Linked DNA regions of Homo sapiens: regions 1 and 3 are each linked to region 2. Evidence: chromatin contacts called from ENCODE Hi-C or POLR2A ChIA-PET data. All regions are on one chromosome and are shown on one strand. Each heading gives the region's core, a stretch centred on a gene start or an enhancer-like site at or near the end of the contact. The rest is flanking DNA. Distances are from core to core; before and after follow the strand shown.

Region 1 (3,734 bases), core at 244-2,743, 65 kb before region 2:
GCAGACTCCCCGCCCCACCCAGCGAACGAGCATGTGGCCGGGACCTGGGTGAGGATTTCCTCGCCAGCCCTCCTTGGCACAGAGCTGTGCATCTCACGACTCCTGCGCGACCCCGGGCCAGGCCCTATTAGTGTCTGGGCTTCGGGCATCTAGTCTGCAAAACCGACTGTGTCGCTTTTCTCGGGCTGCGGCTCCGCTGGGGAGGCTGCGGCAGGGGAAGGCTCGGCAGAGCGCAGGCCGCGGCCTACTGTGCCCAGCAGCCCCCGCTGCCCTCCCCTTTGGGGCCCCGGCCCCCCGCCAGACAGGTATCGGGCAGCCCCGCCCCGCCGCCGGCACACTGGCAGCTTTGTTACCTGCCCTGGCGCGCCCGGCCTACGAGCGCTACGTGCTGCCGGCCCGCGGCCCCCTCCTTCCCCTCCCCTCCCCGTCCCCGCCCCACATTCCCGGGCCTGGGGCTGCGGCAGCTCCAGGCGGGTCTTTGTGAAGCTGGACTCTGGCACCCCTCTCCTGCGTGGGCTTTTGGGGTCGGGGCCCTAGCGCCCTTCGCCCACTTCATCTCGCCCCTTTCCTTGCTCGGCCACCCTCAAAGAAGCCAGACTTCGCCTTCCCGTCCCCTGCGACCCCCCTGCTTGCAATGGCCGCCTTCCCCACCCTCAGTCGCACCCTAAGGCCCAGTTCAAAGGCTGCTTCTCAGAAGCCTCCGCTGATTCCCAGTTTTAATCACTCTCCCTGGGGCACCCGCTTTGCCCTGATCGCTTGTCTTTGAACCCCTCCAGGTCCTGGGTGGGGCCGGCATACTGCCTGGCCGCCCAGGAAAGTCTTCTGTGGGTGATAGGATGAGTGAAGCTGGAGACCGATAGGGATGGAAACCGAGGTCTCCCAAGTCTAGCGTGGAGTCCCGTCCACCGTCTGGGCTGATGTCTGAGCTTCCCTCTCGGGACTCCGTGTGTGCCCTGAGGCCCTTCATTCGCGTGTCCATGCCCAGCCACACTGCACACCCGGTACCCCTGGCCTCCCAGCCTTTTCCTAGGCTGCCCCTTCTGCCGGATACACTCTCCAGCCACTAGGGCAAAGCCGGCCTCTCCAAGGGCCATCTCTCCTGGAGAAGCCGTGCCTGATCCTTGGGGCTTTGCGGTAATCAGTTCACCTGACTTTTTGTTCCAGAAGCATTACATGTAAGTTACATTTGACCTTCACTGCAGCCCTGCAAACTAGTGATGCGATGTGGCCCGAAAGTGGCTGGCCTGGGATTTGACCTTGGTTCTAGAATGACGTCAGACTTCACAAGACATCAAAGACGGGTTCTTTCTTCCACCGCGTGCTGTGGCCTTTCTCTCCCAGGCCTTCCCCCAAGGACAGATGTTCCTCCCCACCTAGCCCCGTCTCTCCTGCTTTCAAGCTGGAGCAGGGCGGGGTTGGGATTCTTGCTCTAGGGCTAGGCCAGGGGCTGGGTCCCCTGTGGCTTTGGGCCTCCTTGAAGAATTTCGAGGGAGGATGTGCAGGGCGTGGGGAGAGGTGAGGCAGGAATGTGGGGCTCCGGAGGGAAAGCAGTCAAAAGTGGAGAGGGCCTCCGGAGGTGGCTTTCCCAGGGCCCTGGGAAGCAGCGGCCTGTTTGAATGACAAAGGTTCCCTGGAGAGCAAAGGAAAGCTCTAGAGGATGGGAATGTGGGAGGAGGAGGGTCAGAAGGGTGGGGAGGAAGCTGCCCGTGGGCTCCCATCTGCAGCGGCCCTTTCAAGTCCTGCTAAACCCTTAACAATAAGAGGAACTGACCAGTGGACACACGCAAAGGATGATTAACGTAGTTCACTGAAGAAATACAAAAACCTGTGAAAACGCTAGAAATCCCAAAGTACAAATGAAAAAAAAGAGTATGCTTTTTCCTATCTATAGAACTGGTCAAGATAATAGAAGTGAAAACACCAGATGTTGGTGAGGTGTGGGAAAGGGAGTGCTTTTTTCACTGCTAAGGAGGTAAATTGTACCACTTTTCTGCAGGAACATGTCACAGTATGTACAAAAGCCTTTAAAAGAATTAGAATTTGACTTAGCAATTCTGTTTCTGGGGCATATCCTAAAATAAAAGATTATTTATCCCAGTCTTATTTATAACTGGGAAAAACTGGAAATTCTCTAAATGTTCAATGACAGGGAATTGGGTAAGTAGGTTATGCCTCATTCGCAGACTGAAGACTGCAGAAATTAACTGTCATGTTCTTGAAGAATATGAAAGACATGGGAAACACTGAAGATAAGCTGGTAAGTGAAAAGAGGAAGTTGTAAAACAGCATGACTCCAATTTTATACAGTAACTGTATAAATAATATCTACCATGCATGGTGCTGGACTGGGAGCCAATCCCAATCTCCCATTCGAGCATCACAGCAGCCCTGGAAAGAAGATTCTAGTAACTGCATGAAAAAAAAATAGATATATATTGAATACATATATTTTGCATATATAATGTATATATTGAATATATATATTCAAAGAAATATATATGCGAGGAAATGCAACAAAATGTTAACAGCAAGGGGAGAGGGCATGTGTTTTTACTTTTTTCCTTCATTCTTTCTAATCTTTTCCCAATTTTCTTTTTTTTTTTTTTTTGAGACAAGTTTCACTCTCATTGCCCAGTCTGGAGTGCAGTGGCGCCATCGCAGCTCACTGCAGCCTCCGCCTCCCAGGTCCAATTCTCCTGCCTCAGCCTCCCAAGTAGCTGGGATTACAGGTGCCCGCCAACACGCCCAGCTAATTTTGTGTTTTTAGTAGAGGCGGGGTTTCACCATGTTGGTCAGGCTGGTCTCAAACTCCTGATCTCAGGTGATCCACCTGCCTTGGCCTTCCAAAGTGCTGGGACTACAGGGGTGAGCCACCACACCTGGCCCCAATTTTCTTCAATAAAAAATATAATGAAGACATTACCAAATTTGAAATCACAAAAATTATTTGTTCAAAAATATCTTCAGGATCCCCTGTTTTGGGGGTGGGTGGCAGTTTTCCCTTTATTAATTTACTGGGGTTTCCATAACAAAGTACTACAAATTAAGGGGCTTAAACAACAAAAATGTATTATCTCACAGTTCTGGAGGCTGGAAGTCTTACATTAAGGTATTGGCAGGGTTAGTTCCTTCGGAGGGCTGTAAGGGAGAATCCGTTCCATGCCTCTCTGGTATGGAACATGCCAGGTGAATTCTGGTAGCTTCCCATGTTCTTTGTCTTGTTTCTTCTTGTGTCTCTTCCCATCTTTTTTCCTCTATGCTCGTCCATCTCCTTGTCCAAATTTCTGTGCCCCCTAGCCATTTTTTTTGTTTGTTTTTTGTGTATGTTTTTTTTTGAGATGGAGTTTCGCTGTTATTGCCCAGGCTGGAGTGCAGAGGCGCCATCTCGGCTCACTGCAAACTCTGCCTCCTGGGTTCAAGGGATTCTCCTGCCTCAGCCTCCCAAGTAGCTGGGACTACAGGTGCATGCCACCACACCTGGCTAATTTTGTATTTTTAGTAGAGACGGGGTTTCACCATGTTGGTCAGGCTGGTCTCAAACTCCCAACCTCAGGTGATCCGCCAGCCTCGGCCTTCCAAAGTGCAGGGATTACAGGCGTGAGCCACCGCGCTTGGCCCCAAATGTCCCCTTTTTATAAGGATACCAATCATATTGGTTTAGGGTCCACCCTAACGGCTTCATTTTAACTTGATTACCTCTGTAAAGACCCTGTCTCTAAATAAGGTCATATTCT
Region 2 (3,344 bases), core at 365-2,864:
AAAATGTAAGAGAAAAACACAAAAATCACCTGTAATTCTACCACACAGAGATAAATGTTTTTACCATTGTGTGTCATGACTTTCTACTTTTTTCCTCTGCAAGTATACGTAAATACATACTGGGATCATGTTGCACAAGGTGTTTTGTAAATCCCTTGTTTCATTTAGTAACATAGCATAAATGCTTTTCCATAAGAATAAATATTCCTTGAGAATTTTTTTTTCTCTTTTAGCTCACAGTCTAGGCAGGAAGATAAGACTTACAGATGGGATTCTACAGTAAGCAGTCAAGCAAAATTCATGAGGTGGTGGCGAAGTGGCTGCATCCCTGGACTGGGAGCACAGTGAGCTGGCTCTTTGGCTTCTGACTTGTCCACTGATTGGTTATGTGGCCTTCAGCACACATAACGTATTTGGGCCTCAGAATCCCAGATATCTCCAAAGGGTTATCAATGAGTCTCTCAAGGCAAGCTGTCATGATGACAAAAGTGTTGAGGGAGAGTCTTAGAAAATGAAACCATGCCGGGCACGGTGGCTCACACCTGTAATCTTAGTATTCTGGGAGGCTGAGGTGGGTGGATCACCTTAGGTCAGGAGTTCAAGACCAGCCTGGCCAACACGATGAAACCCCATCTCTAAAATACAAAAATGAGCTGGGCATGGTGGCACGTGTCTGTAGTCCCAGCTACTCGGGAGTCTGAGGCAAAATAATCACTTGAACCCAGGAGGCGGAGGCTGCAGTGAGCTGAGATCACACCACGGCACTTCAGCCTGGGCAACAGAGCGAAACTCCATCTCAAAATAAAACCCAACAACAACAAAAAGGAAATGAAACCACATTATCATCATGATTCCGCAGGTCAATTTCTTTATCTGAAACTTGGGAAGCGTGTTTACCTACCTTGCCTGCCAGGATTGGTGATAATCAAATTAGATTAATTATTATTTTTTTTGAGACGGAGTCTCGCTCTGTCACCCAGGCTGGAGTGCAGTGACATGATCTCAGCTCACTGCAGTCTCTGCCTCCTGGGTTCCAGCAATTCTTCTGCCTCAGCCTCCCAGGTAGCTGGGATTACAAGCATGTACCATTACGCCTGGCTAATTTTTGTATTTTTCATAGAGACAGGGTTTCACCATGTAGGCCAAGCTGGTCTTGAACTCCTGACCTCAGGTGATCCGCCCACATTGGGCTCCCAAAATGCTAGGATTACAGGCTTGGGCCACCATGCCCGGCCTAGATTAATTATGATGTCTAAAAACAACTAATATTTGGACAATGTTTTGCTGTTTACCCACATTATCTCACTTAATCATTCCAACAATCCTATGGGGTAGGTACTGTTTTTGTATTCTATGTTTCCGGATAAGGAAACCATGGCTTGGAGAGATGGTGTCACTTGCTCAAGGTCAAAGGTAGTGAGTGGTAGAGTTGGGATTCAAACGTAGCTCTCCTTGTTACTAAAGCCATGAATCTTTGCACTGTGCCATTGTGATGTGTGATGCAGGCCTGCAGAGCAGTAGAGGGACATGGAAAAGAGGAAAAGAGAAAAAAAAGAGTAGAAAGTCAAGCTGCTTCATCCTTGGTTTAGCCGTTGTCGTCCCAGGTACCAACATCTGTGGGGAGTTGCCGCCCCCTGGTGTTCTATATGTGATATGTCCTGGAAGGGAGGAGAGCTAGCAATCTGCTTGCTCCACAGTAAAAGTGGGAGGAAGGAGCTCAGAATACCCCAGCTTGTCCTTTTAGAGTCGGGACGGGGGGTGGTGGTGGGTGCATATTTCACCCAACAGTTCTGGGTAGAAGCTTGGTATATTTCAGCCCCTACTTGCTCCTTATCTGGGTGCCCTAGTGCAGGGTTAGTGGCCACTTTGACAATATTCTATTTCTGACTCAAGTGCTAGTTAGAAGGGTGTTACATCATAATTATTCTTTAAACTCTCCATTAATGTTTCATATGCTCTTCTGTATCTATGATACAACTCAATAGAAAAAATAGGATTTTTGGCAATTCTTAGGGAATAATTTTTACTCTGGGCCGAAAAAATTTGTCATTGGCATAGCATCAAATGGCAGAGTGGTACAGCCAACACCTGAAGATGTGTACTTTAAAGGGCTTTTTCACCTGTTACCTCATTTTACAGTACCATAGCCTTCCAAGGAAGGTATTTATTTTCATTTTACTTATGAGAAAATAGGCTCAAGATTCCCCCGACCCCGCCATCCACCTGTCTGAAACCAGGAAACTTTCCAGAATCCCACACTGCCCCATTGTGGCAGCCCTTATGGCTCACTCAGTAAATAGGCCATAGTGGCATGCCCAAATGAGATCCATGTTGCCTCCAAAATCTAATGTGATGCTTCTTTCTTTGTGATGGGAGATGCCAGATGCAACAACTATCCTTAATCTTACAAGGGATATTTTCATGTTCACCTTATAAACGATATTTTGATGTGCTAGAGAGCTCTGGAAGCAAGAAATTTCACTAAGGTGGTAGATTCCTTAGTTTTTGTTTGGGATTTGTTCCATACCATCTGGTATATATGTGTCTTACCAGCGTGTCTAGGGTATCAAGTAATACTCACCTAGTCCAATCAATATGATTTTATCGTGTAGTAGGCCAGCATGATCTCCTATGAAATGGGGAAATTATTAGGTCCTAGCAGGCTAGAGTTTGATAGAGGGCTGGACAGTTGATATAGCTTTGAGTGAAGAAAGTGAAGTTGTATTGTTAACTCCACCAGGTAAATGCATTCTGCTTCTAGAGGTCCCTACTGACTGACATTCCTAGCTCTCTGTCTTTGGATATCTTGTTCTATAGTGTACCAAGGATGTTTTGGCCTTTCTCCTTAATGTAATATAGGCCACCATTAAGTCCAAGTTTCAGTTAGCCAGCCCAGTAAGCTGTTATAGCCACTATCAGTTTCTTGAGCTAACATATCTGTATCAATGAATTCAGTGCAATCAAAAATTACATTTTTCTCTCTCTCTGGTATAACACTCTTGTAATCCACTTCCCTAAATATTTCCCAGGCTTTTACTAGTATAGCCTTGCAAAATGTATACTGGCAAAACCTTGCAGTTCTTTTGGTGTTTTTGATATCTATTCTTCTTTTTTTTTTTTTTTTTTTTTTTTGAGATAGAATCTTGCTCTGTCACCCGGGCTGGAGTGCAGTGGCGCGATCTTGGCTCACTACAACCTCCATCTCCTGGGTTCAAGCAATTCTCCTGCCTCAACCTCCCGAGTAGCTGGGATTACAGGCACCCACCAGCTAATTTTGTATTTTTAGTAGAGATGGGGTTTCGCCATGTTGGCCAAGCTGGTCTCGAACTCCTGACCTCAGGTGA
Region 3 (3,494 bases), core at 892-3,391, 74 kb after region 2:
CATACAAAGGGCCAAGAAGCGGCAAGACTGTCTTGAGAAGACATTCTTCCCTACCAGATATTAGAATGTGTTACATAAATTATGGTAATTAAGATAGTGTAGTGCTGTTGCAAGCTTAGACAAATAGACCAATGGCACAGAATAGAGTCCAGAAATGGACTTGCACAAATGGGGACACTTTTTTTATGGACACAGTAGCATAGCAGACCAGTGAGGAAGGACTATCTCTTCAATAATTTGCTGGTGGGTCAACTGGATACTCCTTTGGAAAGAAAAAATTAAGCTGGATTCCTACCTCACACTGCACTCGAAAACCAATTTCAGGTGGAATACAGATCTCACTGAGAAAGGGTAAAACAACAAATCCTCTTAAATATTAATAGTTCTGCCCACAGATGGCCATGGAGCTCTTGAGATGTGTTATGAAGTGTAAAATCTGCACTGGATTTTAAACATTAGTAGGACAAAACAATGTAAAATATCTCAATAATTTTTATATTCAAACGTTGAATCATTGACAAATTGGATATACTGAGTTAAATATCACATTATTAAAATTAGTTTTATCTAATTCTTGCTCTCTTAATGCAGATACTAGAATGTTTTAAACTACATGAGTGGCTCAGCTCATACTTTTATTGAACAGCACTGCTCTAAAAAGTAACATAAAAGTAACCTCAGGTCATCAAATTAGAAAAAGATGTCTTAAATGAAAATTAAGAAGCAATAATCATAAAGGAAAAGACTAATATATTTGACTACGTTTAACTTTTGGTGTCCAGAAGACACCATTAAGAGACTAAAATGGCAAGCCACACAGAGGGAAAATACATTTGCAGCATGTACAGCCCTCAAAATAATATATTAAGAACTCCAACAAATTGATAAACAATCCAATTAAAAATTTTGTTCAACACTGTGTCCCAGACTAAACCCATTCTGCAATTCACATTGTGTCCTGAGCGAATGAATGGATGGATGAATGAATGAAGTACTGAGTGGGGAAGAGCACAGTCTTCAGACAGTATTTAGGTGCTTACTAAAAATAGGGGTGGCTTCTTTCTTTATGCTAGACCTACTTTTTATTTATTTTTTATTTTTTAGAAGGAGTCTCGCTCTGTCCCCCAGGCTGGAGTGCAGTGGCGCAATCTTGGCTCACTGCAACCTCCGCCTCCCGGGTTCAAGCGATTCTCCTGCCTCAGCCTCCCGAGTAGCTGGGATTACAGGCATATGCCATCACGCCTGGCTAATTTTGTATTTTTGGTAGAGATGGGGTTTCACCATGTTGGTCAAGCTGGTCTCGAACTCCTGACCTCAGGTGATCCACCTGCCTCAGCCTCCCAAAGTGCTGGGATTACAGGCGTGAGCCACCGTGCTCGGCGATTCTTTTAAAATAAACTACATTATTTAAGGTATCTAGCAGACTCAAATTCATAGAAACAAAAAGTGAAATGCCAGGGGCTGGAGAGAAGGGAAAAGGGAAACTTGTTGTTTAATGGGTGTGAAAAAGTTCTGGAGATTGGTTTCACATAGTTTGAATATACTTAATACTACTGTACTGTAATACTTAAAAATGGCTAAGATGGTAAAATTATATTACGTGCATTTTAAACACAAACATTAAAAATAAACTATAAAGTCAACAAGTTCCTTAATTAGGAAAGGTTTATTCTGTCAATATTATCACATTGGTAATCTTGGTCACACTGGCCAGAACGTTTTCTCAGAGAGGAAACCTCCGGTTTTTTTGTGAGGTTTTGATTCTGGGCATCTGCTTTAAGGTGGGAGAGGTTTCTGACTCCTTCCAAAAGCTTTTTTAGGAAATGATTGGCCAAGGTGAGGTCCAATCATCTGTCCCTTACCTCCTGGGTCTGCCCCTTGCCGGGAAGCCCTTTCCTGGCGGTATCCAGGGGACCTTCTAGTAACCAGCCGGGCCTGAGGAGCTGGGGCAAGTGAGTACAGTGCCAGAATAGGGCGGGGCGCGAAATAAGATCCCGACCGGCGGGCGCGGGGCGGGGCGATGCAGGCAGGGTAAGGGGCTGGCAGAGTGAGACCCGCCCCGACCGGGCAGCACTACCCGAGCGCTGTTGCCTGGAGACCACGGGACGCCGTTGCCTGGAGACAGCGGGGACGCGTTGCCTGGAGACTGTGGAAGGCCCAGGCAAGAGGGCGCGTGGCAGCCCAAGGCCATGGCGGGACACCCAAAAGAGAAGGTGATTCCAGATGAGGTCCATCAGAACCAGATCTTGCGGGAACTGTACCTCAAGGAGCTACGAACCCAGAAACTCTACACGCAGTATCACGTGAATCCCCTCCGCAAGAGTGAGAGGCACGGCGGGGTGGGGGAAGGGCGAGAGCGGGAGGGCGCCGGGGAAGGAGGAGCCCTCCGGGTTGCGGGGTGGGAACGCGGTCCCAGCAAAAACTCTTTCCCCAGCACCCGCCCCCTTTCCTAGATTTCAGGAACCATGACTTTGGAGAGGCCACATCATATCAGATGTATTCGCTGTATTAAAGTTCATGCGCAACACGATTAAATCTTTTCGTTGTAGAAAAAAAAAAGTTGTAGGGCTTTTTATTATTTTACTTTTGAAATAATTATATTTTGCAGGCTGTTTGTGTTTTGTTTTTGTTTGTATTTTGGGTTGTTTTTAACAAGTGAAAGGTTTTTCTTCAGGCTTCTGATATTGCCCTTCGGAAAGTTCTGGGGTGCCCCCTGATAAAACATCCCTACCCTCCACTCTTGTCACTGAGCACTCTCCTTGGGCAGTTTGTTCTGTCCTGTCACACCAGCTTCCCCTGAATGCCACTGGGCCTGAAATGGAGCTTCAGATCCACACGCCCAACCACCTCACAGCTCCCCTCCCTGGACAACCCACAGGCACCTCAGACCCAGCAGGAGGAAAGCCAGGCTCATTCCCACCTTCCCCACTCTCTGCTGCTCCAGAATACCCTGTCTCTGCAAAAGGCCCCGGATGATTCACTCTCATGATCAGAATCATTCACTCTCATCATCTAATGATCTCATGATCATTAGAAGCCTCGGAGTCCTCCTCAAGGTCTCTCTCCCTCCACACACTTAAAAAAAGGCACAAGTCCTGTTTATTAACATTCCTCTCCCCTGACCCACTTGTTCCTGCTTCAGTGAAAGACACCATCATGCATATGGATTCCTCTCTGCCTCTGCTCAGGTACTTTCATGCTCTAAGTAGCACCTCAAACAGCCTCTGCCTGCATCCTCACTCCTGAAGCCTCTGCAGGGCCCTAGTCCTTGCCGCCTGGATTGGTCTGATGGGCTCCCAACTCCTTATTCTCTTTCCCTCCAAGCTGGCCCCTCCGACCAAACCCCTACACCTTTGCTAGCTTAGCACTATGCTAGGAGGACAATTAGATCACATCAATCCCACCTAAAATCCTTCTCATAGCCTCTGAGGTAAAGTTTAAATCAATCACGACATAAGGCGCATTGGATCTGGCTCTGGTTCCTGCCAGCTTCA

What was found. A loop is a pair of places that touch in the nucleus more often than their neighbours do. ChIA-PET counts read pairs that join two places held with the same protein, here RNA polymerase II (POLR2A). Pooled maps may share reads with other maps.
Region 1: a map of Caco-2 shows a loop between it and region 2 (5-fold over the local background). The contact joins two enhancer-like sites. A Hi-C loop is called at or near these places in 1 of 168 maps with a recorded cell type or tissue (Caco-2). POLR2A ChIA-PET finds 5 or more read pairs at or near these places in 9 of 52 experiments (H1, HepG2, PC-9 and 4 more).
Region 3: a loop to region 2 is called in a pooled map, with 2.3 times the contacts of the local background. The contact joins the promoter of CFAP144 here to the enhancer-like site in region 2. A Hi-C loop is called at or near these places in 1 of 168 maps with a recorded cell type or tissue (IMR-90) and 1 of 50 pooled maps. POLR2A ChIA-PET finds 5 or more read pairs at or near these places in 2 of 52 experiments (H1 and RWPE1).

What each region holds. Positions count from the first base shown.
Region 1 is chr1:43,007,263-43,010,996 of GRCh38, forward strand. No RefSeq gene overlaps it. Among named protein-coding and RNA genes, the nearest start is that of SLC2A1-DT, 50 kb to the left of the region's middle. RefSeq lists enhancers at 389-1,096, 1,097-1,805, 1,806-2,513 and a silencer at 1,326-1,620. Within about 2 kb of position 1,494, at least 3 of the 41 ENCODE cell types and tissues checked have a DNase peak (open chromatin) inside an H3K27ac peak, as active enhancers do.
Region 2 is chr1:43,072,182-43,075,525 of GRCh38, forward strand. No RefSeq gene overlaps it. Among named protein-coding and RNA genes, the nearest start is that of CFAP144, 74 kb to the right of the region's middle. RefSeq lists a silencer at 1,706-1,755. Within about 2 kb of position 1,615, at least 3 of the 41 ENCODE cell types and tissues checked have a DNase peak (open chromatin) inside an H3K27ac peak, as active enhancers do.
Region 3 is chr1:43,145,763-43,149,256 of GRCh38, forward strand. CFAP144 (cilia and flagella associated protein 144) reads left to right here and starts at 2,142. Exons shown (of 4, transcript NM_001101376.3): 1 at 2,142-2,322. The coding sequence starts at 2,190.